Regions from separate parts of the Mus musculus genome. Here all the other regions are linked to region 1. Evidence: chromatin loops called from intact Hi-C (ENCODE). Cell type or tissue: heart. All regions are shown on one strand. Links, peaks and the distances in the headings refer to the core of each region. The heading gives the core; the rest is flanking DNA. Region 1 holds the start of Nup107 (nucleoporin 107). Region 2 overlaps Gm32663 (a long non-coding RNA gene). Region 3 holds the start of Gm32663 (a long non-coding RNA gene).

Region 1 (10,553 bases), core at 1,661-9,660:
CGTCAGACCGCAGGGGCAGGCAGTCGCAGTCCTCCTTACAATGTCTACGCTGGCTGTTCAGACCTCTGCACTCTGGGTTTGAGGTGAGTCAGATGTCCACTCTTCCACACGTCCCTCCCCAAGCCCCAGCTCTAGGGTGACGGTGGTGCCACCTCCAGCTTTTGCATTACTGCTGGGATCTGAACTCGGGCCTCACGCTTGTGAGGCACGAAGTTTACCCTGCCGCCTTCTTTGTATTTTAAAACAGCTGGGGGTTATGTGGCACTCGCCTTTAATCCCAGCGCTCAGGAGGCAGAGGCAGACGGATCTCTGAGTTCAAGGCCAGCCTGGTCTAGAGAGCAAGTTCCAGGACAGCCAGGGCTACACAGAGAAACCCTGTCATAAAACAAAGAAGCCAAAACCAACCAATCAACTAACAAGCAAGCAAAAGAAAAACAGAGCTTGGCTTTAACGCCATCCATGGTTTTAGAATACATTTCGTTTGGTCAGCAAACAGTGGACTCTGGTGTTTGGCCCAAGTCTAAACATTACTACTGTCACCTTCCTTCTGTAACATGACATAGTCTAACAGTAATTTTTTTTCAAATGTCTAACCAATGATATCACTCTACACAACCTGAAATTATTTTCACGATGAATATAACTTTAACTTTCTTTTTTATTTATTTATTTTTGTTTGTTTTTCGAGACAGGGTTTCTCTGTATAGCCCTGGCTGTCCTGGAACTCTGTAGACCAGGCTGTCCTCGAACTCAGAAATCCACCTGCCTCTGCCTCCTGAGTGCTGGGATTAAAGGCATGTGCCACCACGCCCTGCTTGCTTGCTTGCTTGCTTTCTTGCTTTCTTTCTTTTAAAAAAAAGGACTTATTTATTTATTATATGTAAGTACACTGTAGCTGATTTCAGACACACCAGAAGAGGGCGTCAGATCTCATTTCTGATGGTTGTGAGCCACCAAGTGGTTCCTGGGATTTTTGAACTCAGGACTTTCGGAAGAGCAGTCAGTGCTCTTACCCGCTGAGCCATCTTACCAGCCCTAAAAGTCTTTTAATTTAAGTTAAAAGTTATGGGGGCTGGACACCCTCTTCTGGAGTATCTGAAGATAGCTACAGTGTACTTATGTATAATAATAAATAAATCTTTAAAAAAAAAAGACTTTTAAGTGCCTTTAAGTATTAAAGTGCATTTATTTATACATACCATAGAAAGATTTCCCAAGTACCCAGAAGACTGTGTGTGCCGGGGAGACCTCCCTTCCGTTCCAAGAATGTAGGAAATATCCGGGTGTCTCAGTAGGCTTCGGCTCGATGGAGTAACAACTGTGAGTGGAAGGTCAGAACACTGTCAACACAAAGCACGGAGCCAAGCAACAGAATCTAAGCTTCCAGGGAGCGGGAAGACGGCTCAGTTGGTACAAGCATTGTACCAGATGCTTGCTCATTGTACAAGCATGAGAACTGAGTCTGAGCCCTAGCATCCTTGTAAAAGACTCAGGCACAGTGGTGCACGATTGCAAGCACAGCACTGGGGAGAAGAGAGAGGAGAGCCAGCACTCACTAGGCAGCCAGTCTGGACAATCAGAAAGCCCCAGGTCGCAATGGGGGACCCTGTTTGAGAACACTGGGGACCAATACCCAAGGTTCACCTCTGGACTCACACGTGTATCTATGTGCATGTATGTTTGCATGCATACATACAATGCTCCAGACACACAAAAACATGCATATATACATAACACACATCTATATATACATGAACATGAAAAAATACCCACACATACACACAAAAGAATAATTTCTCAGCTTTCAATTATTTAGATTCAAATCAAATAGTTTAAGTGTTATCATTTTTATGTTATGAAGACTAACTTATTTTTCTAAAGTTGAGCTTATCATGCTATTAATTTTTTTTTTTTTTTTTTACTATAGTAGGTACTTTTAATCTAGCTGTAACTGAGTGGACTTAAAATGATCAAAGGTGGCAGCAGTCAGCAGATTTTCATCACCTAACTTCAGAGAGCACACTGGGGCATGCAGGGTAGTGGCCAGGGCTTTGGAACAAATCGACTTGTTGGAATCCTGTTTTCACTGTCTAAATAACAGCATGAACTCACTCACACTGGCTTCTCCAAGTCTGCCTTCTAACTTGGAAAAGTAGATACAGTATGTCACAGTTACTATGTACTGATACAGAGGACAGCAGATACAGCATGTCACAGTTACTATGTACTGATATAGAGGATAGCAGATACAGTATGTCACAGTTACTATGTACTGATATAGAGGACAGCAGATACAGCATGTCACAGTTACTATATACTGATATAGAGGATAGCAGATACAGTATGTCACAGTTACTATGTACTGATATAGAGGACAGCAGATACAGCATGTCACAGTTACTATGTACTGATATAGAGGACAGCAGATACAACATGTCACAGTTACTATGTACTGATATAGAGGACAGCAGATACAGCATGTCACAGTTACTATGTACTGATATAGAGGACAGCAGATAACAACATGTCACAGTTACTATGTACTGATATAGAGGACAGCAGATACAGTATGTCACAGTTACTATGTACTGATACAGAGGACAACAGATACAGCATGTCACAGTTACTATGTACTGATATAGAGGATAGCAGATACAGTATGTCACAGTTACTATGTACTGATATAGAGGACAGCAGATACAGCATGTCACAGTTACTATATACTGATATAGAGGATAGCAGATACAGTATGTCACAGTTACTATGTACTTATATAGAGGACAGCAGATACAGCATGTCACAGTTACTATGTACTGATATAGAGGACAGCAGATACAACATGTCATAGTTACTATGTACTGATATAGAGGACAGCAGATACAGCATGTCACAGTTACTATGTACTGATATAGAGGACAGCAGATAACAACATGTCACAGTTACTATGTACTGATATAGAGGACAGCAGATACATGTCACAGTTACTATATACTGATATAGAGGACAGCAGATACAGTATGTCACAGTTACTATGTACTGATATAGAGGACAGCAGATACAACATGTCACAGTTACTATGTATTGATATAGAGGACAGCAGATACAACATGTCACAGTTACTATGTACTGATATAGAGGACAGCAGATACAGCATGTCACAGTTACTATATACTGATATAGAGGATAGCAGATACAGTATGTCACAGTTACTATGTACTGATATAGAGTACAGGTCCTTGTTCATAAGAGCTCAGATAACTGTAATCATTACTATTTATGCTTACTTCCTGATATTGTAGCTAAATATTTTATAATGAAAATTATACAAATGCCAGCTGGCTACTTCATTAAATACTTCCAAAGCACAAACAAAATCTTACAAGGCTGTCGAAAGGAGCTTGGCGTTCGAGGAATGATCTGGCTTCTTGGTGTAGCAGTACCAAAATTGTCCTCTTGGTTGGCCTGAACTTAGGAAGAATTAAGGAAAGTTTCCATGTAGAGAAAAGAAAAATCATTAAAGTCAAGCAAGGATTTACTACACAGATACATGAGCACACTTCTTTCAAGAACAAAGTGTTTTATGGGCACCACCTTTTCTGTACAGCTGTTAAAGCCACCTGTCATTTAAATTCTCAGATAGAGACTAGATAATAAGTTTTGACTACTATGGCATACCAGTAGTGAGACAACATGCTTTTCAGAGAAACAGGCATCTTAGCTCACTGACATTCACTGAGAACATGTATGTCCCGTGTATGTAAACATATATGTAAACCCCAATGGAGGTAAGCCAAATTCTATCCCAGCTAATGTTTAATCCCACAGCCCTGATTCACGGCACCCTGCACTCTGCAATCCTGACACGAAGGATACTTAGAACTCTTTTGTGAGCACTGTGCTTCCGGGCAGTCCTCGTCACCTCCGCATCCCGGATCACAGGGGATGACATCCCCCCGAAGCCACTCCTAGAACAGTATAATCAAGGTCTTAGACGGCATCTTTGAAGGACTACCGTTACAGTTAGGGCAAAGAAAGGATCTTCGTCAGTCGAGGGACGGCTCACCCCAATAGCCAAGTCTTGGATCTTGTTGGCAAGAATAACCTCTTGTCTCTGAGTCCTGCTTACTCCCCCAAATCCCACCCAGTGCTCGGCTACCAGCCCTGTCTTTGACTGCCTAGTATCACAATAGTATGTTCTCCGCGGAGTTATCTTAGAACCCGAAATTTATACTACAGTATGGCTTCATAAAGGTAAATCTTTTCCTCCATCAGACCAAAGAGCTGCTTGACTACAGAATTCTCTACAAGGAAGGACTCTGCACTCTCTAAAATACGGTGATGAGTTAGCTGCTTGTTGAAGGGCTTGGTTTTAGCCCAGGCTCACACCTCTAATCCAAATTGTACTACATAGGAAGTGCCAGGCCAATCTGAGACAGGGTGAAAGCAGCTTCAAAAACAAACCCAAACAAAGAAGGAACAGGCTCTGAGAATTCTTCTTTTTTTTAATCCTCATGAAAACTTCACAGAATATATCTATACAAGCTAAGCCAGTCATCATGTCACTAGGCAATATCATCATATGGGACCACTGTTATATTTTTGGCCTGCATGCTGACCAAACACTGCTATGCAGCCAGGACTATACTTCAGACTGTGAGTACGATATGGCTTGGCGGGATGAAAGAAAAAGTGAAGCAATTCTAGTGAAGAGGAGAAATGGCCCTTCAAGTGATTTCCCTCCATGTAGACTAAGGATGTCTCCTGTCTTAGCACAGTGCTATGGGCCTCCAGCACTGTCATCTGACAGCTTATAAACTAAACCATGGGGGTTGATTTTAATTATCCTTCTAGTACACCTTTCTTCCACTTAAAATCTCCAGCCAGCTTCCTCTTCTCTGCAGACTCAAGCTAACACTCACCAGCACAGTATTTACACCACCATCCTAATTTAGTTCTGCCCATCAAGTCCATCCGCATTGCTGGGAGCATTCAGCCACACAAGCGTGAACATTTTTCATGACTTTATATCTGAGTATGTTTCTTTTACAGAGGTCTATATGTGTTCCCCTGTCACTGGATGTTCATCTATCTACTTAAGTTATTCATCAAACAGCTTTATGGAGATTCAAAGGTCCCTGCTGGTAATGTTTCTCTTTCCCCCCCCAGAACCTAAGGGTTACTACGCAAGCACTCTACCACTGAGCTATATCCCCAGCCCCATAACAGGGTTCTATTTAACTATGCCATTCCTTAAATCTCTTACAGGCTCACTGTTCTATATAGATAAGATCCTCACGGGATTGCTCTAAAACTAAATGTGCCACTTAAAGCTTAAGGAACACACATAAGATAACCCCTAGCACAATGTTTTCAGTATCAATAATGTGCTATTATTACTCAAAAGACCAGCTAGCAAGTTACTTTTATAGGTTTGCCTGAAACTCCTGTGACAGGGAGATAAAACATCTCCTTCATTTATTTTCCCCGCAGTACAGTATAAATACATCGTATTACACTGCTCGACTGTCTTCACTACACAATCTACTCCCCGATGCCAAGGGCCTTAAACAACCCATCTTCGTGTCAGGCGAGCATAAATCATTTGAGAGGGAGGGAGAAATTCAACTCCCTAGGGCCGGCACTTTAAAGTCTAAGCTGACCACCGTTACCCAATAACGTACAGCTGACATGACTTAATAACCGCAATAAAACCACGCTGAGGACGTCTGGGCTGAACTGTCAGTGCGGCTGATGGCCCTGAGCTCGAACTGCTTCATTTCGCATTTCGAATGCGGGACCATCACAGACCCCCGCACACTTCGGAGCGAGCGCCGAGAAGACCCGGGAGGCGCGGCGTGGAACCCCGGGGATCCGCATTCTCACATCCCCGCTCCAATCGCGCCAAGCGTCCATTCCTCCACCGAGGGCCAAATCCCTGGCCGCGGAGGCGGTTACGTCGCTAACAGGCGAGAGCCCCAGTCTCGGCCGAGGCGTCCCTACCAGGACTGACCTGTCCATGGCTTCAGCGGTCTCCGCCTAGAACCTTGCAACTCTTTGACTGCAGCCTGGCCGCCGCGTTTCAGCCTTCCCGCTCTCCGGAAGCACACCCTTCGACCCGGAAGCGCGGCCTGGCTAAGCCAGTCCCAGAGAAACAATGTTCCCGCTCGGCGCATGCGCGACTTTCGTCTCCAGCCGCAGGCTCAGTGGGCGCAGGCGCGGAAGTGTGCCAGGGAGTGACTGCGTGGCTGGGTGGTGCCGGCCAGGCAGGAAGGGGGCGGGGAAAGGGGCGGAGCTTGGGTATGTCGCCTGAGCCTGGCTTGTGGGCGTGGTCTGGGTGGGGCGTTGTTCTGGGAAGCCGGAAGTCTATAACCTGGACTTTAGGAATCTGTTGAAGAGTCTGCATTCAGCGTTCTTGTTTGCGGTTCAGCGCCACTTTACGGGATCTGGCCTGTCTCGGGGCGCTCACCTCTTTGAACTGTGGTGTAACCTCACTGGACGGGTTTTGAGGTTGTTTTCTCTCGTTATTTATTTCTCTTTTACGGAATCAGCCGTTTTTTAAGAAATCCAATAAAAAAAGCAAAGCATAAGAAAGCCACATGGGAGGCTGAGGCAGGAGGAAGAACCACGATTTTGAAGCAAGCCTGCACTAAGAAAGCCTGACGATAGTAATAATAGCAATTATTATTGTTGCTGTTATTATCATAAATTTTAAAAGTTTTGGGCGTGGGAATACTTACCTGTTCCAGTACCTCAAAAATGTTAGGTCTCAGGCCCTCCAAATATCTAGAAATGAGCTCTGGCTGAACCATTTCTGATTTCTGGCGGTTAGATAAACGCCAGCATTCCTCAGGAACTCCTGTAATGCGTTTTCCTTCGGTCTTCTTAGCTACTTGTCCCCACAATCCCGACTCTGCACTAATTTCTAGTCTCTGCTCTCTCATCTTGCACACAAAACTATCTTGAAGAGCTCCAACAGGCGCAGACATTGCAGACACATCACCAGCAGGTGTGGCCCTCTCCCTTCCCCTCTCCCTTGCTAAACCGTTAGATTACATTCCTAAACCTAGCCACCAAGGTCTCTTCCCTTATTTGGCCACATCCTTATGCCTGACTAAAACTCCGAGGTCCAACTATCAAAATTCACTAGCTGGCTAACATGTCCACTTAGGACTTACCAACTCATCCTAGCACAGCCTTCCCCCTTTCTCCTGCAGAGACACCTGCTGCCTTCTTTGGCCGATCCAGACGGAGGCAACACCTTCTGCTTGTCCGTCTTGGGTAATACATTTCCTTTGTGCTGAGCATTTGGTGTCTGGGTGTGTTCTGTCCTGACTCCCATCTCTTGCTGATGTAACTATTCTCTCCCATTCTCTAGCTTCCCCGGCCCTGGCCATGTCCAGCCTGTTTCTTTTTCTCTCCGCTCTGGGCACTTCCAGGTGCCTCTGGATCTTTTCTCTCTCTTACCCACATTAAAAACCTTATCCCTAACGGAGCAGTCACGGTGGCAGTTTCTTTACTGTGCCCGTCCCATGCACAGAGTAAGGTACAGACAGGAATCAGGGCCATGCTCAGGCCCTACTAAGTTAGAGGCCAGTACGAGTTTGTTGTTGTTTTGTTTGTTTCTTTGTTTTGATACCCAGTCTCAAAAGAAAAGAAAAAAGTAGTACTATAGTATCCCTTCTAATCCAGAGCTGTCTGAGTAAAAGGCAGTGCATCCAGCTGCCTGAAGAATTCAGTTGTTACTTTTTTGCTCCTCACTTTGAAAGCAGACACTGTTTATTAAGTAACCAGATTACAACCATAGTGTTAGAAGGGCCAGCCAGGGAGCAGCTTGCCCTGCAAACCTGATGATCTAGCTTCTGTCCCTGGACCCCTGGTAAATGTGGAAGGAGAAAACCAACCACAAAAAAAATTGTCTTCTAGTCTCAAAACTCAGCCCTACCTCCATGTATGCTACAATTACACACAAACACACAAGTGTACATACAAATACACACATGCACACATGGATGCCTGCACACGTACAACACATATGCCACACCACATACCCCACACACACGCACACCATGTCATACACATACACATATCACACCGAATATGTGCACACATACACCCACACATGCATGCACACATATCTGTGTGTGCATCACATCTATTAAATAACCCTGAGATATGATATTTCCTGTTTCAATTACTAAATAAAAATCCTTTGGTGTGGATGAACCCCCTGCATTTGGCCACAGCAAATTAGATTCACCAAGATAGAATCACTCATGAGGGCTGGAGAGACGGCTCAGTGGTTAAGAGCACTGACTGTTTTTCCAGAGGTCCTGAGAGGTCAATTCCCAGCAACCACATGGTGGCTCACAACCACCGGTAATGAAATCCGATGCCCTCTTCTGGTGTGTTTGAAGACAGCTACAGTGTACTCATATACACTATATATATAACCATATATATATATATATATATATATATATATATATATATATATATACATAAAAGTCACCCACGAACGTTCTACCTTACAAGGCTAAATTATCTGATCTCCAGACAATTAAAGAGAGATAACCAGATTTTCCACAAGGACCATTTTTGATTGGCATAGTCAAATTGTCTCTGCTTAATTTTACAAGAAAAGTAACCCAGTGCTAAGTACTTCATCTTCAGTTGTTTTGCCTTGCTGGCCCTGCCTTATGCAGAGGCTCACTTCCTCACTTTGTGACTCCCAAATGCCTTTATTGTTGGCTTGTCCTTGGACACATTCTGCTATCTAGCTCAGGCTGGCCTTGGATGCACTGCCCCCTTGCCTTAGCCTCTGCTGTTCTTTCTTTCCCCAAGCTTTGTTTGTCTCTGTTCGTGACCTCGGAGGCGATTTGGTAGTAGAGCTGCTGCATCTCAGCATAAACAGCTGTGGTGGAGCCCTGACAGGAGAGCCTGCAGCTCCCTTTTCCTGCGATCCTGGCCCTTCTCTGTCCCTAGAGCAAAGCTCTTCTGCTCATCTCACTGGAACACTTTTCTTCTACAGGATGGAGTGTTGTCTGACTCTAGGATTGTAAAGAGAGCTAAGTAAGATCTTTAATTTAAATGTATGTATGTTTCTCCTTTGATGGTAGCATTTCTGGTTTCTGTAAAATAGGCGATCTTCATTCCCTCTCCTGGAGAGTATTATTTGAAGGGTACAAGAAGCTTTTTAGTTGGGTGACTTAGTATTTATTAAGAGAGATAGTTGGGGTGACTCTCCATCACCCCAGGGTCTGCTTGTCTCAAATGCCAATGTCACAGCCAGTGTGGTTATGCCTGGATGTTTACCCAGGTGCTGAGGATTTTAACCCAGGTTCTCATACTTGCAGGGCAAATGCTCTTACTGAGCATCTCCCAGATCCCAATGCTATATATATATATATATATATATATATATATATATATACACCCACACACACATATATGTATGTATATATACACACATACATATATACACATATATGTACATATAAATACACATATATGTACATACATATATACACATATATGTACATATAAATACATATATATGTATATATACACAAATACACACACATATATGATCATAAGAAGAGCAGTTTGGGACAGAGAAGTAGCCTTATGTTCAAAGAAACAAACTGTTAGAAAATGCACTGGAATCCGGCTACAATGTTTTTTTTTCAATTTAAATTTTACGTTTAAATTGTATGTGTATGAATGTGTGCCTCCGTGTATGACAGTGCATCATGGACATGCAGTACCGGCAGAGGCCATAGGGGGCACTGGATTCCCCTGGAACTGGAATTGCAGCCAGTTCCACATGGGTGTCGAGAACTGAATCCTGGTCCTGTACAAGAACTACAAGTGGACTTACCCACGGAACCCTCTCTCCACGGAATCCTCTCTCTCTCTCTCTGGACCCTTTTATTGTTTTTAATTATGGTTATTTATTTTGGGGGCAGGGCACATGCCATGTAGGAACTGTGGAGGCCAGAGGGCACTTGGGGGACAACTGGGTCTTTCCTTCTACCACATGAGTCCTAAGATCAAACTTAGGTCATCCAGCCTGGGAGCAAACACTTTACCTATAGGCCATCTTAAAGATTCTCATTTAAAATTTTTTATTTATTATTACTATTATTGTACGTGTGTGTGTGTGTGTGTGTACCTTGGTGTAAATATGGAGATCAGGTGGTCAAATTTAGTTCTATAGATACTGTCTCTTAAAAAAAAAAAAACAACAGCCGGGCGTGGTGGCGCACGCCTTTAATCCCAGCACTCGGGAGGCAGAGGCAGTCGGATTTCTGAGTTCGAGGCCAGCCTGGTCTACAGAACGAGTGCCAGGACAGCCAGGGCTACACAGAGAAACCCTGTCTCGAAAAACCAAAAAAAAAAAACAACAACAACAAACAAACCCAAAACTTGGTTCTACCCCTGGACATATTGCCTACTGAACCATATCATGACACTTTTAACTTGTAAACATTAACATTACAAAGTCCCCTAAATATTTACATCGTACACATTTGGATACTTTAAAATTCTGTGAA
Region 2 (10,553 bases), core at 868-8,867, 270 kb after region 1:
CAGAAGTATCTGGAGACTGCTTGCTCCTTTTCAGTCCACAGCTTTAGTTCTCAAGACAGAAGATCATCACAGAGTAGGAGAAATAGAAACATCAGAAATGTGAATCTACTGTACCCGAGAAATGCGCAGAAGGCAGACCACACAGGGCTCAGGGGGCAGCTGTCTCTCTTTCCTTGGTTCTCTTTGATTTTCTTCCATATCCCTCATAAGATGCACATGTTGATGCTGGGGTCTTCTCTGCTGAAAGAGCCACCATCTCTCTCACCCTGTGGGGCTTTACTGTGTCTTGCAACCTCCAGGAACCTGATGTCAATGGAGATTCTCTCTGCTTAGGGATTTTGGTGTGATCAGGGAGTGAGATGGGGTAAGATCTAGTCTCTTTAACAAATGTTACAATTCTAACCTTCTGAGTCTGTATCTGAGTCTGGCTACCACCTCTTCCCTAGTGTACTTAAGTAGCAAGAGAAATTGACTATTCTTTCCTAGATAGACTAACAAAGATGGCTGTCAGCCAAGAGTGGCTAACAAGAATGAATTGAGGCTACACATCAATTACTCTTGTGTGTGTGTGTGTGTGTGTGTGTGTGTGTGTGTGTGTGTGTGCAATAACCAGTTGTGGCTAAGGAATGTAAAATATGGAAGAGTCTAATGAAACATATCATGAAAATATTGCCTCTTACCCTCCTTGTGGGTGTATGTCTAAATACAAATTCCCCAAAATGACCTCAATGGGCTAAAGCTATATTGTAACCGGATAATAAGCAAGCAAGCAAACAAGCAAACAAGCAAGCAACCAAAACGAAATGAAAATATAAGCTGGAAAATCCCGCAAGCCCAGCAGTTCCCAGACAAACATTAGCAATTGTTCACCATCCTAAAATTGGATCTAGGAAAAACGGGCTGGAGAGTTTGTTTATTTTGTGTTCAGGGAAGAGAGACAAGTGTCAGGGAAGTTCAAGGACAAGAAGGTATGGGATATAGACAAGAGCAGGATGCTTCGTGGATGTGGCCAGGTGAACAGAGCCACTGAAGTCATCCAGTTGGGTGTGAGAACTGGGGGGCCGGGGGAGGGGGAGGGGGAGCATGCAGGCAACAGATGATAACATTGAACTGGGAGGGGCTGTCACTTGTGGGCAGGTGTGCATTGTTGCTCAGAGAAGGTGTTTGTGTGGACTGAAATGTAGTTTGTAATTCATCACAACTTTCTAAGACTTTGGGAAATTTCGTTTCCCCATAATGCTTGTTCCTCCTTTGGGAAAATTTCCCGGAAGATCTATGAGCTCTGGAGTTGATCTTAGAATACCATTTAAACATTCCTACACATAAACCCTGCTTCTAAAAACAGCAATGACAATCTCTTACCATATAGCCCAGGTTGGCGTTGAACTCATGATCTTCCTACCTCACCTTCCTAAGTGCTGGAATTATAGGCATGAGTCACCATTTTTAGCTTTTGTTTGCAATATCAACTGTGTATTTTCTTTACTTTCTGTAGTTTAGATCTGAAATATCTTTCAAAGGTGTATGTATATAAAGGCTGTTTTCAGCTTGGTGTTTTTGGTAGGTGGAGAACTTTTAAGAGACTGTAAGACCCCCGAAGCTGGGCCTCTGCTCAAGTCCCGGGATGAGCTGGCCAGCACCCAATGACTCGAGAGAAAACCACACCTGATGCAAACAGCAAGAGGTTTTATTATCAGCTAGCTGAGGATGAACTCCTTCCACCATGCAGGGCAGGGGAGTTCGACCCCGAGCAGTGACAGTAGGGGGCTTTTAACAGCTAGCTGAGGAATTGGGAGGAGTTGGGAGGAGGGTTGGGAGGAGTTGGGAGGAGCTGGGAGGAGCTGGGAGGAATTCTTCTCTTCCAGGTGTCCTTGGTGAAATTTACAAGGCAGGAGGATTGGGGAGTGAGTTCTTTCTGAATTTTTATCTCCATGTCCTCAGCACAGGAAGCCAGGCAAGTGCCTGGCTGGGTCTTTTACAATTATCACATCTCTGGTTGTAAAGTATAGAAACAAAAAGGCTTTTTGCTGGCTATAGAGAACAAAGAGCTTCTTTCTGGGTGTATTTTTAGAGATCAGGGAAACAAGCTTGGGGAACGTCCAGGGGCTTTACCTTCCAGGGAGAAACGCTCTAAGTCGGGGTCTCACAAGACAAGGCCTAAGGGGAGTTTTTCAAGATGTTGTGTGTACTTGAAGGAGATTGTGGGAATCCTCACCCTCTCTTTCTCTTTATCTCAGAGGATCTTGCTATGTGGCCCAGGCTGGCCTAGAACTCAGTTTCCTCTGCTCTGCAAGCACCATGTTCAGTTTCCCTCTCCTTCCCATTTGCTTGCTGCTTGGGACTTCTGCCACATGGTCCTGCCATGATGGCCTGCCTCCACATAGGCAAAGGAGCAACGGGGCCAATCTGCCATGGACTGGAACATCCAAAACTATAAAAGCAACCTTTCTCTTGATTTGTTGATCACCTCAGGTCTTTGTTACAGCAATGGCAAGCTGGCTAGCACTGTGTTTGAGGCAACAGACACTTTGACACAAAATGCAAAGTCATGTAAACAATGTAACATTTAACATTACCTGAGTACTTAAAAACAATAGGAAGGCGGGAATAAGATGTGGTTCTAGCCAATGAAAAAGCTTTGAGATCTTGAGTGATTTCTTTGCTGGACAATTATTCAGTACCGGTGCTTATATGCAGTGGGTTCAACTTGGCTGCTTTTAATAGAGAAGTGATTAAGAAACACAATCTTGGCCAACCTATGGCACAGAGGGAAAACGAGCTTTCTGTGTGAAACTGACTACCGGAGTTCAGTCCCAGTATCTCTGGTAGGAGATAAGATCTGACTCCTTAAAGTCCTCTGATCCACACAGATGCACTGTGGCACGCCCCTCCCACTCCATCATCATACACATATCCCTCTATATTTTATCATCGTCATCAGCAGCAGCAGCAGCAAATCAATAATAATAATAATAATAATAATAATAATAATAATAATAATAAGGAAGAGCAAAACAAAATGCCCCACAAATTCAGCCAGATGTGATGATTTACATTTGCTAATTATAAACTTAGCTTTTGGGAGTGTGATGCAGGGGAATCAACACACATTCAAGGCCAGCCTGCTCTACCAGTCAAGTTCCTGGCCAGCCTGGGCTACAGAGTGGGACCATGTCCCCAAATCCCACAAAACTGGGGCTGGAGAAATGACTCAGCAGTTTAGAGCATTTATTGTTCCTGCAGGCGTCCTGGGTTCTGTTCCCAGCACCCACATGGCAGCTTACAATCACATGGAACTCCAGTTTGGAGGGATCCATTCCCCTCTTCTGGCCTCCTTGAACACTAGGCATGAGTGAGGTTGGGCAACTATTCCACAAACAGACACTATTTCTCTTAAAAGATGCAGCCTTGGCAGTGAGCTGACAGTAATGGTCTGATGAGTTCCTAACAGGTGGACCCAGAATTCAGTTTGGAGTTCCTGCTCCTTAATCCTCAACTGCCAAACCCCATCACAGTCCCACCTCCCACATTTCCCACTGCCTGAGAACCTCCCCTGGCTCTCATAAATAACATGTAACACATGGACACAGGTTGATTTGTCCTTAAGGGCATGCACTTAAATATAGGGCAGAGACAAACAGTCAGGCACCCTTGGCTAAATGTGTGTCCCCTACATGCACACACACATACACACACACACACACACACATACACACACAAAGACAAACACACAGACACACACACAGACACACATAGACACACACAGACACACACACAGACACACACAGACATATAGACACACACACATACCACATAATACACACACAAAGATACACACACAGACACATAGACAGACACACACAGACAGACACACACAGACACACAGACACAGACACACAGACACACAGACACAGACACACACACACACACACACACACACACACACACACACACACACACACACACTATTCTCTCCTAAACCTCATCCTCTAAGCCTTTTCCCTCCACAGCCCAAGACTTTCGATTCTGCACCCGCCTGACACCTGCTGTGTGTTTCATTCAACTTTGAACTAGTTTTCTCGTAAGCGCAGCACCCTTTTCAAAGGATATCAAAGCCTTCCCCCTCTCTCTGATCCTTCCCTGGCACTATCTCACACTTACCACATGCTTTCCAAGATATGGGCGGGCGGGTGTCACTTTTTGAGGACTTCTCTCCCGTATCTCCCTGGTTCAGGGTTTCCTTTGTTTGCCACAGACAATGCCACAGGGTAGGGACAAGATGATAGGACTGAGTATCTGACAGCAACACTTCCTGCTTCCCAGGAAGGGCCCCCCACTCAGCTTACTGATGCTGATAGGGGTGCAGGCCACAGCTGCCTTTTCCATCAAGTGACACCTTGGCTTGGAGGGCTTCCTGGTGGTGTCCCCACTTCTTACACTCCTTATGTATTTTTCCATCTCACAAGCAACATCTTTTTTTTTTTTTTTTAAGATTGCAAGTAAATTATTCGCCTATAACTAGCTAAAAATTCATCCAGGCAACTCCCAGAATACAACAATGCTCGCCCCTCATTTGTTACAGAGTTATAAAGATAGGCTCTCAGGATATAGCCCCAGACTTACAACCCTTTGGGCTCTCAGGATATAGCCCCAGACTCACAACACTCCCTTCTACCTCAGCCTCCAGAGTGCTGGGACTCTAGGCATGTGCCACGCCTGGCTCTAGATTAAGCAAATGTCAGCGTTCCATTTAGCATTGAAGAAAGAGGATAAAGTGGTTTAGAAGATGGATCTGGGTGGACGCCATGTATTTGTTTAGAAGAAGGATCTGGGTGGACGCCATGTATTGTTTTTGCCCAGCGGTACATTGAAATGAATGCCTACTTTACAGAGCCACTGACTTCTGAGTACCTACCGTATACATGGGCCTTCTGTTGGATGTTTCTATATGTATGGTTTGCTTTCATTCCCAGAGCAATTCCAGGAGTTAGACATTATGGTTATTACTAATTTATAGAGGAGGATGCTATGGTTTTGGTTCTGGGCTTCTTACTATCAGTGTTTCTCAACTTGTAGGTCAAGACCCTTTGGGAATCCAATGACTCTTTCACAGGGGTCATCTAAGACCATCAAAATATCGGACATATTTACATTGCAATTCATAACGGTAGCCAGAATTACAGTTATGAAGCTGCAACAAAATTAATTGTATGCTACTGTCCCTACTGCTGCTGCGTCGTTTGCTATTGCTGGTTTGTATTGAGCACCTTAAACATTAAGGACTTTCTGACTACAGATTAGCAGGCATCTTCTCTAGAGAGCTTGTGAAGTTCCTGATCCCACTGGCTTTTTTGAGCCCAGTCAGTGAGGCACAGTAGCATCTGTCAGCCCAGGAGCAGATTTGTCTATCCCTGTTCTTCGTGTCTGTCCACCCTTCACCCAGGGCATCAGCAGCCGCTTCTGTGGCCATATGCATCTCATAGAAAGTACGAGGTCTGCCTCAGGGTCCACTCTGGTGAGTTCCTGACAGCCAGTGCCTGGAGAGGAGACAGCCATCTTCATCCCAATGCAGCTGACCACCTAGGAGGTGCCAGGGCACAGAGAGGCTCTGCCCCTTATTCACGACTTGGGAGAATTGCTTTATCTTCTCTTCACTTAACTCCTCATCTACAAAGGAAGAGAATAAGTAGCTGTTGCGTGCACGGTTATTGTGTAGGCGCCAGAAATTATAAAAAATAAAGTATCACTAACAGTGATGAGCGGCCCTTGTCACTGGAATAGAAATTACCCGGATTCCACATTGTGTTGTGATTCTTAAGCAACATAAATTCCATATGAATTATTAATGCTAATCTCATCCCTGTGCGGTTGCTGTAGGTCCGTTGGAGAACCAGCTCAGCTTCTCTGAAGCCCCAGCCATCACTGCAGTCACGCAACGGGCAAGGTGCCCCTGCCATCGGATTCCCAGTCCCACGTGGAAGTTTGCAGAGTGTGCAGGTCTTTTATGTTGTCCCGCCCCTACCATAACTCTGGATGACATTCTGATCTTCTCAAGATGGGGCTCTGCTGGTGTGTGCCATTCTGTAGGGGTACAGAGGTCTTGCCTAGGCCACCTGTTACCTATCGTCACGATGCTGAGCCTGTGTCTGCCTCTCCTCATTGTCCACATTGCTTTTGCCCTGGACGTGTTTACTGAGTTCCTAGCTGTTGTGATGTGCAGTTTTAGAAGGGTCTACCTTGAGACAACCTTAGAATAACTTTATAAGCCTTTGTTCACGCAAAGTCAGTAGGAATGCCTGTACACTTCAGATGGGGCGGAGCTCAAACTCCTCTACATTATTTTGGTAATAGCTTTATTAAGATATAATCCACGTCACTCATGTGGAATGTAACTGACTTATACAGTTGTACTACTGACATTATAGTCAAGTCTAGACCATTCCCACACCACCTTTCCCCCAAATATTTTCTAGCAGTTGACTGTAGTAAGAATTTTGGTTTCTTTAAAAATCCAGTTATGGAGGCTGGGGAGGTGGCTCTGTGGTTAAGAGCACTGACTGCTCTTCCAGAGGTCCTGAGTTCAATTCCCAGCAACCACATGGTGGCTCACAATGGGATCCAATGGCCTCTTCTGGTGTGTCTGAAGACAGCTACAATGTACTCATATAAATACATCTTTTTTAAAAATCCAGTTATAGTTTTATTTTGACTCCAGGTGTGGGATATGAGGCTGCTTTAGTTTGTCCATAGCCATTAACTATGACTGTCTTGTGCTCTGGGTGGGTGAGTAGTGGGTGTATGATTTTTGCCAGCGGTAGACAGTGTAATTCTAGAGAGGGTATAAATGAGAGCAACCCGAGAGGGCTTGTGGTGGTGGCCGCTCCCTGCTGCTGCTGCTGCTGCTGCTGCTGCTGCTGCTGCTGCCCCTGCTGCTGTGCTGTTTGCTATTGCTGGTTTGCTGGACTGCTGGATATCCTGTTGACAAAGATTGATTGCACTTGCCCAGAGGAACCCAATGACCCTAATCAGAAGCAAGTAGCCTATAGGTTCTATGCCCCCTTCCCACTTTGACCTTCTTTCTCTCCTACCTAGTGTTGAGGGGTTAGCAGAAATCAGGGTGGCATAAGGGTTGGAAGGGAGGTAAAGGGGTAAGAACCCAATAAAATAATAAAACAGAAACACCAACAGTTGACTCTCCTTCCTCCTAGCTCCATGCCCCTACAAATCTATGATCTACCTGTAGATTTGCCTACTCAGGACATCTCCTGCATGTGGACGCTATGTGGCCTTTTGGAATGAGGGTTTCATTAGCAGGATTTTAAGGCTTATCCATGTCCCAGTCCGTGTCAGCACCTCATTTTTTTCCCAACGCCAAGCCATTTTTACCCCTTTCTACTTCTACGCGAATAATTGAATCAGCTTCTTGTTCCCCGATATCTCAGAGCTGCCGAGGAAATCAGCTTCAGTCATTCGTCTACTTCTCCCGCATGTGGTATCAAGTGTTTGGGCTCCCAGGCACAGCTGCAGTGTCAGAGATCCAGAAAGCCATTAGTGTGATGACAACATGGGTGATGAGATGTCTCTGCCCCCTTCCTGAGGTTCTTTAGTTGGTAACCTTTGGCTTTTTTGCTCATCTTTGGAATATGGGGACTATGGTGGTTGGAGCTAATATTCTACTTAAAAAAAAAAAAAGCTAGGAGGTGGTGGTGCACGTCTTTAATCCCAGCAGCAGGGAGGCAGAGGCAGGTGGATCTCTGAGTTCAAGGCCAGTGTGGTCTACAGAGTGAGTTCCAGGACAGCCAGGGCTTCACAGAGAAACTTTGACTTAGGAAAAAAAAAAATGTGTGGGTGTGTGGATGCACATGGAACCCAAAGGCAACCTTGAATAATATCCACCTTGTTTTCTGAGACAGGGCTGCTCACTGGAGCCGGAAGCCTGCTGACAATGAGGCTGTGCTGGTTCATCAGCGAGCGCCAGGGATCCTCCTGCCTTTGCCTCCCCATTACTGAGATTATAAGCACACAGCACATGTCACCATATCCAGCTTTTATGTGGGTGCTGGTGACTAAAGTCAGGTTCTTACGCTTGTTGGTAAAGGCTCTTCTGACCGAGCATCGCTGGAGCTCCTGATGTTTCACCCCATGAAGCAGCAGTGTCCAGCATCATGTGAAATGTGCTGTGTTCTCAGAGACGATGGATTACATCACAGTGTCCTACAAGAGAATGCCCGAGACCTTGGATTCTGATTCTTCCAGTCACTCAGAGGGAATCTCGTCGTAGACAAGGTGTGACTGAACTAGCTTCTACTGTTAATTTGGATTCCTGGAAACGAAAAGCAGGAATTTCATTCTTAAGTTTTCCCAGAGTGAGAAGAACATATCTTTTTTTTTTTTTGAATGAAAATAATGCAAGAACAATTTATTTAATATTCTTTAGCATTTGAAATGCATTAAAATTCAGGACAAACATGACTACATGTTGATAAGATACTTAAGTATTTCAACATAGCAAACTGTATATAAAATAAGTCTAGAAATTTTAATTCACCGTGAAATGTATTGAACTATTTAAACATGTTACAAAGTAGTATATAGATTAATATATTAGAATATTTACACTAGATAAATACAGGCATTTAAACTATAGACATTATTATAATAATGACCATCAGAATCTTAGGAGTCAAAGAGACTTGCTTCATATCAGTGAGTTTTCTTTTCCAATTAACACTGCCCTGGAGAAAACAGAAAAACAATAAGAAGAACATTGCAAATGAAATCATGAGGTTTGAAGTCAACTTGATGCCTGAGGATTACCTTCAGGGATTTTCCTTATTAGTTAGGATCGAGAAGAACATATCTTAAGAAGGAAAAAAGATGAGAAATTATGTTAATGCAAAAAATTACCTTGCTTCAGAGTTCACTTATCATTTAAATCTCAGTGTAGTTTAATAATGTATTTGAACATTTTCATACAATATGGCTTTAAAAGAAAATCTAAGCCAGTGACTGAGACTCTTTCCAGAGTCACAAATACCTGTCACTTTTCTCTGATGGCTTAAAAATTCTTGAAAATCATCCATTCCTATGATAACAGGCTAGTCAGCAACTGGATTTTTTCTTCTGCTTAAACTTTTCATGACACTGAAATGATCTCATCTACCTACTGTGTGTTTATTTCTGCATATATTACACAATCTGTGTCAATTATTTATTTTTATTTTGGTTACACGATTCTATTGTAACTATTTTTCAAGTTTTAGTCTCAGGATACTTCTATATTCTTTTTTATTTTCTTTTATTTTTTTAAGATTTGCTTTTCTTTATGTGTGTGAGTATTCGCCCTGCATGAATTATGTGCAGAATGTGTGTGCCTGGTGCTGGTGGAGGTCAGGTCCCCTGGAACTAGAGTTACAGATTTTTGTGAGCTGCCCCGTGGTTCTGGGAACTGAACCAGGGTCCTCTACTAGGAGCAGGGAGTGCTCTCCATTGCTGAGCCATCATTTCTGCTCCTCCTTTATATACTGAGAAATATCTGAATTTCCCAAAAGGCCTTTGCTTATTTGGGCTGTATCTACTTACACGGTAGAAACATTTATGAAATAATTATTAACTTATTTTAAAACAACAGCGAATTCATTGGATGTAACACAGACAACATACTGTTGATGAAAAATTAAGACAAGAAAAATCTGTGCCTTGTTTTATTTTATATTTCTGCCTCTGAATTTTGTTAATGAGTGGCTGAGGTGGTATCCAGTTTCTTGTGTTTCCTCTTTCCCTCCCTCTTCTTCTCCTAGCCTGTTGGGAGCCGCGCCCACATTCGCCGTTACAAGATGGCGCTGACAGCTGTGTTCTAAGTGGTAAACAAATAATCTGCGCATATGCCGAGGGTGGTTCTCTACTCCATGTGCTCTGCCTTCCCCGTGACGTCAACTCGGCCGATGGGCTGCAGCCAATCAGGGAGTGACACGTCCTAGGCGAAGGAGAATTCTCCTTAATAGGGACGGGGTTTCGTTTTCGCTCTCTCTTGCTTCTTGCACTCTGGCTCCTGAAGATGTAAGCAATAAAGCTTTGCCGCAGAAGATTCTGGTCTGTGGTGTTCTTCCTGGCCGGGCGTGAGAACGCGTCTAATAACAATTGGTGCCGAATTCCGGGACGAGAAAAAACTCGGGACTGGCGCAAGGAAGATCCCTCATTCCAGAACCAGAACTGCGGGTCGCGGTAATAAAGGTTCCCGTAAAGCAGACTGTTAAGAAGGATTCAACTGTATGAATTCAGAACTTTTCAGCTGGGGAACGAGAGTACCAGTGAGTACAGCTTTACGAGGTAAGTCTGATCTTGAACTTTCTAAGGAAATTCAAGACAGTCTATCAGAAGTAAAGTGGAAAATGTTTGGCCTTGAATTTTTTCTAGTGTTAGAAGCCCTTTTGTCCCTTTTCACATGTTATCAAGTGGTTAAGGCAGGGCGGATTCTGGATGAAATTCAGGGCAATCTATCAGAAGTAAAGCGGGGAGAGAGAGAAGGAGCAAAGAGAAAATATGGTACACAA
Region 3 (10,553 bases), core at 905-8,904, 220 kb after region 1:
TGCTGTTTTTCTTTCAAGAGCTAATAAAACGGTCCTTGAGCTCCCTTCTGGGTCTGTTTTTAAAGCCTTTTATTAATGAGACTAAGAACCCCAAAGGGAACGCAATGTTCCCGGTAGCAACGTTGAAAACAGCACTGCCTTATATTGTATCATGGAGCTAATGTTAGGCAAGATACCCTCTGCAGCTTCCGGCTCCGTGTGGCACCTGGGTCCTGGACCGGAAGGCTGCAAATCAGTGGTCAGGAGCTCTTCGGGCTGGTCCATGTATCCTGTCAGTCACAAGGCCTGGAGACCTATTCTTAGACTCTCAGTTCTTATAGACCTTATTAAAATGGTAATATCCTTGCTGGCATCAATCACTGACAAATTATGCACGGGAAACTTGGGCTCCGGTTTGCAGAACAAGCTTTTCTGGAGGGGATGGTTCACAGGGAAGTGCTGGGAAGTGGTAGCCATTCCTCAGGGAGTGAAAGGAATATGTAGAGTTTGAGGGGTGAGCAGGGCAGCCATTCCAAAAGGCTCCAGGAGAGGAAGCTGATGGGACCACGCTTTGTCTCTGTTGCCTGCTCCTCTGCTAGTAGGCGATGGTTGAAACTATCCGAGGTAGAACAGAGACTTGATCCCATATTCTACAGTCACGATATTAAACATTGGAGATAGTTTATGTGAAATATATCACTAAGCAAGCTTGTGTCTGTGAGAATATATGTCATACATCTAGATGGCATGGTCCACTATATCCCTAGGCGTGTGTGTGTGTATGCATGTGTTTGTATGTTGTGTATATGTATGTGTGTGTATGTATGCATGTATGTGTGTGTATATGTATGTGTATGTATGTATGTATATGTGTGTATGTATGTATGTGTGTATGTATGTATGTATGTATGTGTATATGTGTATATGTGTGCGTATATATGTGTACACACTTGTGTATATGTGTATGCATGTGTGTGTGCATGTGTGTATGTGATATTGCCTATTGCCACGGTGGGGGAAAATAGCATGAGATTAAATCAAACACACACACACACACACACACACACACACACACACACACACACACCACACTCAAGAATGACTTGGATCTCAGGCTGGTCTCAAACTTGTTCTGTAGCTGAGGTTGTCATTGAACTCCTGATCTTCCTGCTTCTGCCTCCCAAGTGCTTGGACACCAGGCATGTACTAGCATGCCCAGTGAGTCCTTTATTGATATTATCGAGTATAGTCTGTACATAGCTGTATGTGCTTTGTTTTTATACTAATAGCAGTTCAGTGAGTTTGCTTGGCCAACTTCATCATGGACATGTGTATTCTATGAAGGCCATGATGCTAAACCCCTGAAAATGTTCATCTCTATTATAATCTGTCCCACCCTGACAGAAGTATTACATGGCTGGTGCCTTGTTTGTACTAGAAACTAGAAAGAACAGGTGTTAGATGTACTAGCAAGAAAAGGAGTGTTCATTAGTGGTGAGGAAGGGAGTGCCAGGCTATTTGTAAAGCTTTGTATTTTAAAGTTGTAAATTATTTATAGGACTTTAAATATGTTGATAGAACAAATACCAATCTAATACTTTAATAGGCTATGGTGAGTAATATAGGTTCTTTTAGTGGGAGAAATTAGAATACTGTGTTAAATCATTCTTTATGGAGACACATGACTTTTACCACATTGAGGAAAAAACCCAACCTTATTGTCTTAACAGTAGCTGAAATCGAGAGTTCGTAGATGTTATAAGTGGTTCACGGAGCTGTAATGTGAGATGAGAGTAGATTTATCACTGCCTCTGATCATTGAATTTATTTCTTCTATTTATTTGGTACTTATTGTTGGTCTTCCTCGCTTATTATATTCAGATCTTAAATATTCCTCAGAGGGGCTTTCGTTAAAGGCTTGGCTGCCAGTCATACTGCTTTGGGAATATTGTTGTTATTCGTGGTCGTGGTGGTGGGACCTTTAAGAGGTGGGGACTAGCGGAAGGAAGGTATGTAGTTGGTGGTTTCTCCTTGAAGAGACTGCTGGGCCTCCAGCCTCTTCCTTTTACTCTGCTTCCTGGGCACAGGAGGCAGCAGCTGTACTCCCTGACACGGCGTCTGTCTCACTACGGTGATAGGAGAGTAGACAGTGAGGTCAACACTGGCAGAAATGTGGACCAGAAATCTTGCCTCACAGCAGACGCTATGCAAAGGACTCAGAAAGGTCCCAGCTGTGGGCAGGACACAGGCAGTGCTGGGTCTCTCACTTTCCACAGGGCAGATATTGGAGTCCTGGCAGATAGGTACCAGACTCAATTATTCACTGATCAAACTATAATCCAGAGACCATGAGTCAGCCCCTCCAAACCATGAACACACTAAGTCTTTTGTCTCTATAGGTTGATGTATTTCAGGTGTTTTATCACCAGGAAGGATCTGACGGAAGCAAGCCTGTGGTGAAGGGCGGGCCTGTTTCTCCATCCTCTACTGTCTTTCTGACGTCCCTGCACGGTGCCCAGTAAGATTGGCCTGTATTCATGGAATGAAGATTTATAATCCAGTCTCACCCATTGGCTCGAAATTACTGCCTTCCTAAATTTAACTACTAAAACGAGGTGTCTGGAAATCTTTAAAACAAAGACGAAGGCTTGATCTTGGCATGGTATTCATCATGAGTACATGTGCTGCTGGACAGTGGCTAGTGTAGCTTCATGTTTCCACATCTGTTATTTTAAAATAAATTATTCAGTGCTGCTAGATTACCTCTAAATGGTATCAATCAATTACAACTGGGGTGCTTGAGTCTTGAAGGAATAGACTTTTTTCTTTTTTTTTCTTTCACTTTTGTTTTCTTTCTTTCCATCCTTTCTTTCTGTCTCTGTCTCTCTGTCTCTCTGTCTCTCTGTCTCTTTTTCTTTCGATTAGATTGACTAAGTTCTTATCTCTTCTCCCCCAGGAAATATTAAAACGACTTGGCCTCTTGCCAGACTCTTTCCCTCCCACCTCTATAGAAGATTTAATTAGTGTGCACATTATTTGGGTTGCTCATTCCATTACTGCTGGGCAGGGGGCAGAGGAAGGCCCTTGAATAAGGAAAGTGAGGTAAAGCCCCACCCCCATCCTCAGAGAAGTGAAGTCTCCTGTCCCAGCTTTTCCTGGCAGTGAATAAAGGCTCCTAGGGGATGCTGAAGGCTTGCGTTTCTGTAGAAGTCCCTGCCAGGGCTTTCCATACCGAAATGAACCATTGTTGCCTGTGTCAGGTTTGCTCTTCATTTGCGTGGTGTATTTCTTCTGCGTCGGGGGTGTTACGGAAGCCCTAACCTACTGTGTTCATTGTCACAGATTTAAACGTTGGGTTTTCTGCAAGGCCACAAAAAAATGCTGTTTAAAGACATTAATGGGTAATTAGCATCTTGGGTTGCTGCAACATTTGGTTCTAGGACACATCTTAAAGATTATTAAGAGAAAAAGATTTGCTTTTAAAACTGGATTTGAGCCGGGCATGGTGGTGCACACCTTTAATCTCAGCACTTGGGAGTCAGAGGCAGGCGGATTTCTGAGTTCGAGACCAGCCTGGTCTACAAAGTGAGTTCCAGGACAGCCAGGGCTATACAGAGAAACCCTGTCTCAAAAAACCAAACAAACAAAAAACCAAAACAACAACAAAAAAATGGATTTGATCAGTGCATGCATAGAAATATCACACCAGACATCCATCCATCCATACATCCATACATCCATACATACATAAACAATTAGTACATGATAGTAAAAAACCAGAAACAAATACCATCTTGATATGCCAATAAAGTGCCTGGGATAGGATGACTAGCTTGCTACTAGTTAGCTAGTGACCTTGCAGTTTTAAAGGGGACAGTCCCGTATCTTGGGACCCTTGTCCGTCTGGATAAATAGAGAACCTTGGTCACCCTAATTGTCTCATGTTGCTGAGAGACCTTCTCGGTATCTCTTGATTTTGAGTATCAGTATCAGTTGATTTTGAGTCCAGCGTTGTGTTTTCAAGGGTAAAAAAAATCACAACCACAGCCAAGGAACCGCAGTCAATAGGTAGCTCAAGCAGCAAAGGAGCTGCTTCACGCAGAGTTCTTTGAAGCAGTGTCGTTTGGAAGCAGTTTAGGATTTAGATGTTTGTAAGTTGCTTCTTTTTGGCCCAAGAGACTCAGAATCAAGCTCAGAAGCATTTGGAAGCCAGAGAACTCTGAAGAATTCCAACAGGCTTAGCACAGCTCATATTTCAAGATTGAGTCCAGAGTAGCTGATGATCATACTGTTGGTATCAATTGTTCCAGTGAGGGGCTGGAGTGATGACTCAGTGGTCAGGAGCACTGGCTGCTCTTCCAGAGGACCAGAGTTCAATTCCCAGTACTCCCAACTGGCCATTAATCTAGTTCTGGGGATCCAATGCCCTCTTCTGGCCTCCACAGGCACTGCATGCACGTGGTACACAGATACACACGCAGGCAAAACACCAGTCCAAACAAAACAAAACAAAACAAAACAAAACAAAACAAAACAAAACAAAACAAAACGTTTTTTAAAAAGACACCAGTAAAACCTTTCACAGAGTGGAAGAATCGCTGCTACACAACAGTTCCATAGATGAGAACCAAGTTTCCACTCCACAGAGATCGGACACTAAAAAAAAACATTCCTCCCACCATGCTAGAGACACGAATGCAGAGGGATGGAAGTCAGCCATGCTTGCAACAGTTGACTCCATGTTTTAGGCACCCTCTTCTCTATCGCTGACCCCTTGAATATTTGCTCAGGGACTCTCTCAACTGGTCTGACCCTCTACCCACTTTTGTGACAATGCTTTACATTTTATGTGCTGTGTCCATCAGTGGGACCCACAGGAGTGACCCAGAGAGGCTCAGGGAAATGGCGTGCTATCAGTAAGATGGGTTAGATGGCAGTGTGGGGGCAGAAATGTGGTGTGAGAAGCCGCCAGAACACCACCAGAAGTTCTTTGGTGAGTTTCTCTCTATGGCATCACCACAGCAAAGCTCAGCAATGCAATGTAAGGCGAACCAATACACACATGCTGTTAGCAAAGAATGGCGAGGTGGAGCAAAGCAAACCAATGCTCTATCTCTGTCTGTGGGTCATATCCATATTCCTTCTGAACATCATGTGTCCTTTCACATGTTTGCTATAGTAAAACATCCTCTCACCTGTGTCTGCTTCAGCAAAACATTTGACATACTGGCTTCTCAAAGGAACCAGAAGTTTCCACTTCAGTAGGATATTTGATGTTTGATATTTGATCTGAGAGCCACTGGTATAACGGAATGAGCAAGGGTTTACCATCAGATGGAGTCCTGGCTCTGCCCAGTACTAATACAAGACACAGGTGAATCTCAACTTCTTTAGGAGTCAGCTCTTCATGGTTGTGGTTAGAACAAGCAAGACAATACATGTACAAAGTTCTTAGGAATATTAAAAAGGAAAAACAAACCCACTTGTATGTATGGACCATCTTTGGACACCTACATATTAAAGGTGGTCATAGTTGCTGGTAAGTATTGGCATAAATTAGGAATCAAAGACAATGGTAAACTTTCTTGATGCCATCCATACCTGCAAAGGATCTTTGATCTACACAGGGCTGAATCATAAGACTTGTATCGGATGGTTCCTAGATTCCTTTATCTTAAAAATTCCATGAATCCATTAAATGTGATATGAAAATCTGAGATGTGCCCATGTCTTAGTTAGGGTTTTACTGCTGTGAACAGATACCATGGCCAAGACAACTCTTATAAGGACATTTAATTGGGGGTGGCTTACAGGTTCAGATGTTCAGTCCATTATTTTCAAGGTGGGACCATGGCAACATCTAGGCAGGCATGTTACAGGAAGAGCTGAGAGTTCTACATCTTCATTTGAAGGCTACTAGCAGAATACTGGCTTTCAGGCAGCTAGGATAAGGGATGAGGGTCTGATAGCCCATACCCACAGTGACACACCTACTCTGACAGGGCCACACATACTCCAACAAGGCCACACCCACTCCAACAAGGCCACACCTTCTAGTAGTGCCACTCCCTGGACAGAGCATACACAAACCATCACAGACTGTATTCAAAATCAACTATTGGGCCACTTATCCCGCTATATTCTCCCAAAGCTACCATCTTGTGTAGACTGACTCCTGCATCCCTGTGCCCCTTTGATATAACTTAGGACATCTTTTCCATAGTCCTCAGACATAGCTGGTTGATCGAGGGATAGAATCCCATGTGATAGACTTGCTATATTCTCTTGATGGATAATTTGGGGTTAGAAAATGAAAAATGTCATGAATATGCAGTGATGCTGTACCTGGGAGGTCATGAAGTGGGTGTTTAGAGACTGAGAGTACCAATTTGTGTAAGCCATGATGGATCACTTGAAAGCAGGGTAAAGGAAGGCCCTCCAAGAGAGGGAGAGGAACAAACAAACAAACAAATAGGTAATGATGGAGAAAGTAATCTCTGGTTATTCTGTGCTTCATCTGGCTGCTTTCTACAGCTGAGTTGTGTTCTCTTTAACCTCTGTACCCTGGGGTAGCTTCTTTCTTCCCGGTGTCACCCTAAGGCCCATAGGAGCATAAAATGAGAATCAGTAGGGATTTTATCTAGTTTTATTTTTGGAACAAGAGCATGGCTCAGCATTCTACATCAAGAAAAATACTCAATGACTTTTTATGGACTGCCATGAAAGCCACTTACTTGCATATGCCTGGCGTCACTGATGGCTTTCGTCTAAAAAGGACTAGTTATAATGGATGGTCCATTTCAAGAAGCAATTCCCCGGGTGTACCCATCATCTACAAATAAATCTGAGGGCTATCTTGGCTGTATTTCTAGGTCCAGCACAGAATCTAGTTCGCCACAGGCTTTGACTGAGAATGTATGCTGAACTGAATGGCCCACGATTGCTGCACATACTGTGGGGCTATAAAAAGCAATATGAATTATGGTTGCTCTACATAAGCAGCTCGTAGTGCACTTGAGAAGATTCAGGCAAAAAAAAAAAAAAAAAAAAAAAAAAGAATCCAAGAAGGCACATGGTGATTTGCAGGAAGTTTCAAATAGCCGAGGAACAAAGGGCCAGCGAGGCTTTATTTAGAAAAGCTTCCTGGAGGAACAGGAAGTTGAAGGACAGAGGGTTGGGTGGGACTTGGCAAGGCAGAGAGAAGGAGAGGAAGGAGAAAAAGCATAAGCAGAGGTTTCAGTCAGAAAATGAGTTTGGTAGTGAATGTGAATTACAGTTCAGTGATTTCACATGATGATTCACGGAGCACATGATACAAGGTGCACAGGATACACAGTGCACATGATCCACAGTGTACACGATACATAGTGCATCTCAGTTACAGTTCAGTGATTACACGACACACAGTGCACATGAATTACAGTTCAATGATTATACACAATCCACAGTGCACATGATCCACAGTGCACATGATCCACAGTGTACATGATACACAGTGCACATGATACATAGTGCACATGATACACAGTGCACATGATCCACAGTGCACATGATACACAGTGCACATGATCTACAGTGTACATGATACACAGTGTACATGACACATGGAGCACATGGTACACTGTTCAGTGATTACACATGATACACATTGTACATAAATTATATTTCAGTGATTACACATGATACACAGTGCACATAAGTCGATAACACGATACACAGTGCACATAAATTATATTTCAGTGATTACACATGATATACATTGTATATAAATTATATTTCATTGATTACACATGATAAACAGTGCACATGATTTAGCGCAGGAAGACAGAATGATGGGGAATGGGAAGCCAGAGAGGGCTGGCTCTGGAGTTACATTTTCAGGATTCCAACCCTAGTGCCCCTCACACCTACCCAGTTTCCTCATTAGCTTTGTACTATTGACAGCTTAAGTGTGTTGTAAGAATTAGAAGGTTTTTTTTAAATTAAGTCTTTTAGATCAGCATCTGTAACTTTTGGAGCATACTAACTGTTAACTGTTGTCATGGAAATCTAGTGATACGATCCAATTAAAAGGGCCATACTACTAATTTTGAATTGCCGCATTGGAAGGAACATCTCTTGGTTGTTAAGGATGCCTGTTGCTGTTTGAGTCGCTGCTGAGTTTGTGGAGTTCTGGAAGGGACTGGCTCATAATAGGAAAGAACACTGAGTATGTGGGGCCCAGAGCAAGGTTCCAGTGATGGAGAGGAGCCAGGACTGGGGATCAACTGTCAGGTACTGCCGTGCTTCTTTTCTGTCAAGGGATGATGGGATGAGCCTGAGGGCAAGAGACATGGTCCAGCAAGAAAGGACCTATTGCAATAACCCAGGGTTATGAAAGCCAACGTCAGGACTACAGCTTCCATAGGGGAATGCCATGGGGAGTCTTTGAGAACCTCCAAAGAAAAGGTATCCATACTGGTCCAGGCTGGCATTACCCCAGGCTTTGGTGATCTCCTCCTGGCTTCTTGGCTTTGCTGCTGTTCTTATCTTAACATGGTCATGCCTTGGTCCACACAGGCACAGTCTAATGACAGCTCTTACCTAACTCTGGTCACAAGCTTGTCCTTGCTGGACCCATAAGGCCACTGGAAGACCACTGGCTTCCTTTCCTACTACACACCCACCTGTCCTTGTCATTATACAAGGCTGTGGCTCAGACACATCAGACCTATGTCTGGAATGCCCTGTGTCCATTCCTCCTGTTTAAAAAGAAATATGTGCCTAGGCAATTCCTTCATCTCCTTTGGGGCTCTGTTCAAGTGCCATGTTACTAATGGTCTCTTTTTCAAACACCTTTAAAAAATTCCAGCAACTTCTCTGCACGTTGGCCCCCTGTCCCATCACCCCGCTTTCTTTTGCCCCATGGCCCTTAGTACATCCCAACATATGACCTATTTGTTCATTGTCTAGTGTTTCTACAAGATTGTGAGCCTCAGAAGTACAGATATTTTCTCTTGCTTTGCTCATGACATGTCTCGAGGACACAGAAGAGTCCCTGGTATCGTAAGTGACTGGATGACTATGTGACCAGAATAATCAGGATTATTGTGTCAAACACAGTGCGGTCTCCCTTGCTGTTTAATTTGCTCTTTCCAGTGGCCCTGTCATGTGCTCATTGTTTTATGAACTGTGCCACAGAAACAAAGTGGAGGAGGACACAGAGATGGTGACTGTCAATCCCTCCCAGTTTGTCTGACCGTAGCTCTCATATGGATAGGATGAAGTCAGGGAGAAGGAGAGAGTGAGATGTGAAGGCCTCCAGCCTCTGAGAATTGAAGAACAGCACAAGCTGACAAGGAATGGGGACACTGACAAAGAGTGGGGACACTGACAAGGATTGGGGAACACTGACAAGGATTGAGGACACTGACAGGAGTGGGGACACTGATAGGAGTGGGGACACTGACAAGGCCTGGGGACACTGACAGGAGTGGGGACACTGACAAGGAGTGGGGACACTGACAAGGATTGGGGACACTGACAAGGAGTGGGGACACTGACAAGGATTGGGGACACTGACAAGGATTGGGGACACCGACAGGAGTGGGGACACTGACAAGGATTGGGGACACTGACAGGAGTGGGGACACTGACAAGGATTGGGGACACTGACAAGGATTGGAGACACTGACAAGGCCTGGGGACACTGACAGGAGTGGGGACACTGACAAGGATTGGGGACACTGACAAGGATTGGGGACACTGACAAGGAGTGGGGACACTGACAAGGAGTGGGGACACTGACAGGAGTGGGGACACTGACAAGGAGTGGGGACACTGACAAGGAGTGGGGACTCTGACAAGGAGTGGGGACACTGACAGGAGTGGGGACACTGACAGGAGTGGGGACACTGACAGGAGTGGGGACACTGACAAGGATTGGGGACACTGACAAGGATTGGGGACTCTGACAAAGAGTGGGGACACTGACAGGAGTGGGGACACTGACAAGGACTGGGGACACTGACAAGGAGTGAGGACACTGACAGGAGTGGGGACACTGAGAGGGAGTGGGGACACTGACAAGGAGTGGGGACACTGACAGGGATTGGGGACACTGACAGGGATTGGGGACACTGACAAGGATTGGGGACACTGACAGGAGTGGGGACACTGACAAGGATTGGGGAACACTGACAAGGATTGGGGACACTGACAGGAGTGGGGACACTGACAGGAGTGGGGACACTGGCAAGGAGTGGGGACACTGACAAGGATTGGGGACACTGACAAGGAGTGGGGACACTGACAAGGATTGGGGACACTGACAGGAGTGGGGACACTGACAAGGAGTGGGGACACTGACAAGGATTGGGGACACTGACAAGGAGTGGGGACACTGACAAAGAGTGGGGACACTGACAGGAGTGGGGACACTGACAAGGAGTGGGGACACTGACAAGGATTGGGGACACTGACAAGGATTGGGGACACTGACAGGGAGTGGGGACACTGACAGGAGTGGGGACACTGACAAGGATTGGGGAACACTGACAAGGATTGGGGACACTAACAAGGAGTGGGGACACTGA

What was found. Hi-C counts contacts between places; a loop is a spot of excess contacts. Peaks named below come from ENCODE experiments on the same cell type or tissue, not always from the same donor. Only the 100,000 strongest peaks of a DNase experiment are listed, where the experiment ranks them.
Region 2: a loop joins it to region 1, with 2.2 times the contacts of the local background. A loop is called at or near these places in 3 of 42 quality-filtered maps.
Region 3: it touches region 1 in a loop (2.3-fold over the local background); 2 of 42 quality-filtered maps call a loop at or near these places.

Annotation. Positions count from the first base shown.
Region 1 is chr10:117,786,594-117,797,146 of GRCm38, forward strand. Nup107 (nucleoporin 107) reads right to left here and starts at 6,112. Exons shown (of 28, transcript NM_134010.2): 1 at 6,011-6,112; 2 at 3,874-3,965; 3 at 3,381-3,467; 4 at 1,200-1,318. The coding sequence starts at 6,018. In heart, for the core only: no CTCF peak of the experiment used is centred there; a DNase peak (open chromatin) is centred at 6,238; H3K4me3 peaks cover 2,468 bases; H3K27ac peaks cover 2,640 bases.
Region 2 is chr10:118,060,838-118,071,390 of GRCm38, forward strand. Gm32663 (a long non-coding RNA gene) reads left to right here. Exons shown (of 6, transcript XR_003948955.1): 3 at 5,878-5,997; 4 at 7,443-7,610; 5 at 8,099-8,286; 6 at 9,801-9,833. Among named protein-coding and RNA genes, the nearest start is that of Gm32663, 53 kb to the left of the region's middle. In heart, for the core only: no CTCF peak of the experiment used is centred there; a DNase peak (open chromatin) is centred at 4,314; H3K27ac peaks cover 334 bases.
Region 3 is chr10:118,004,945-118,015,497 of GRCm38, forward strand. It overlaps Gm32663 (a long non-coding RNA gene), which reads left to right and starts at 8,189. Exons shown (of 6, transcript XR_003948955.1): 1 at 8,189-8,253. In heart, for the core only: a CTCF peak has its summit at 4,408 (motif pointing left); a DNase peak (open chromatin) is centred at 7,147.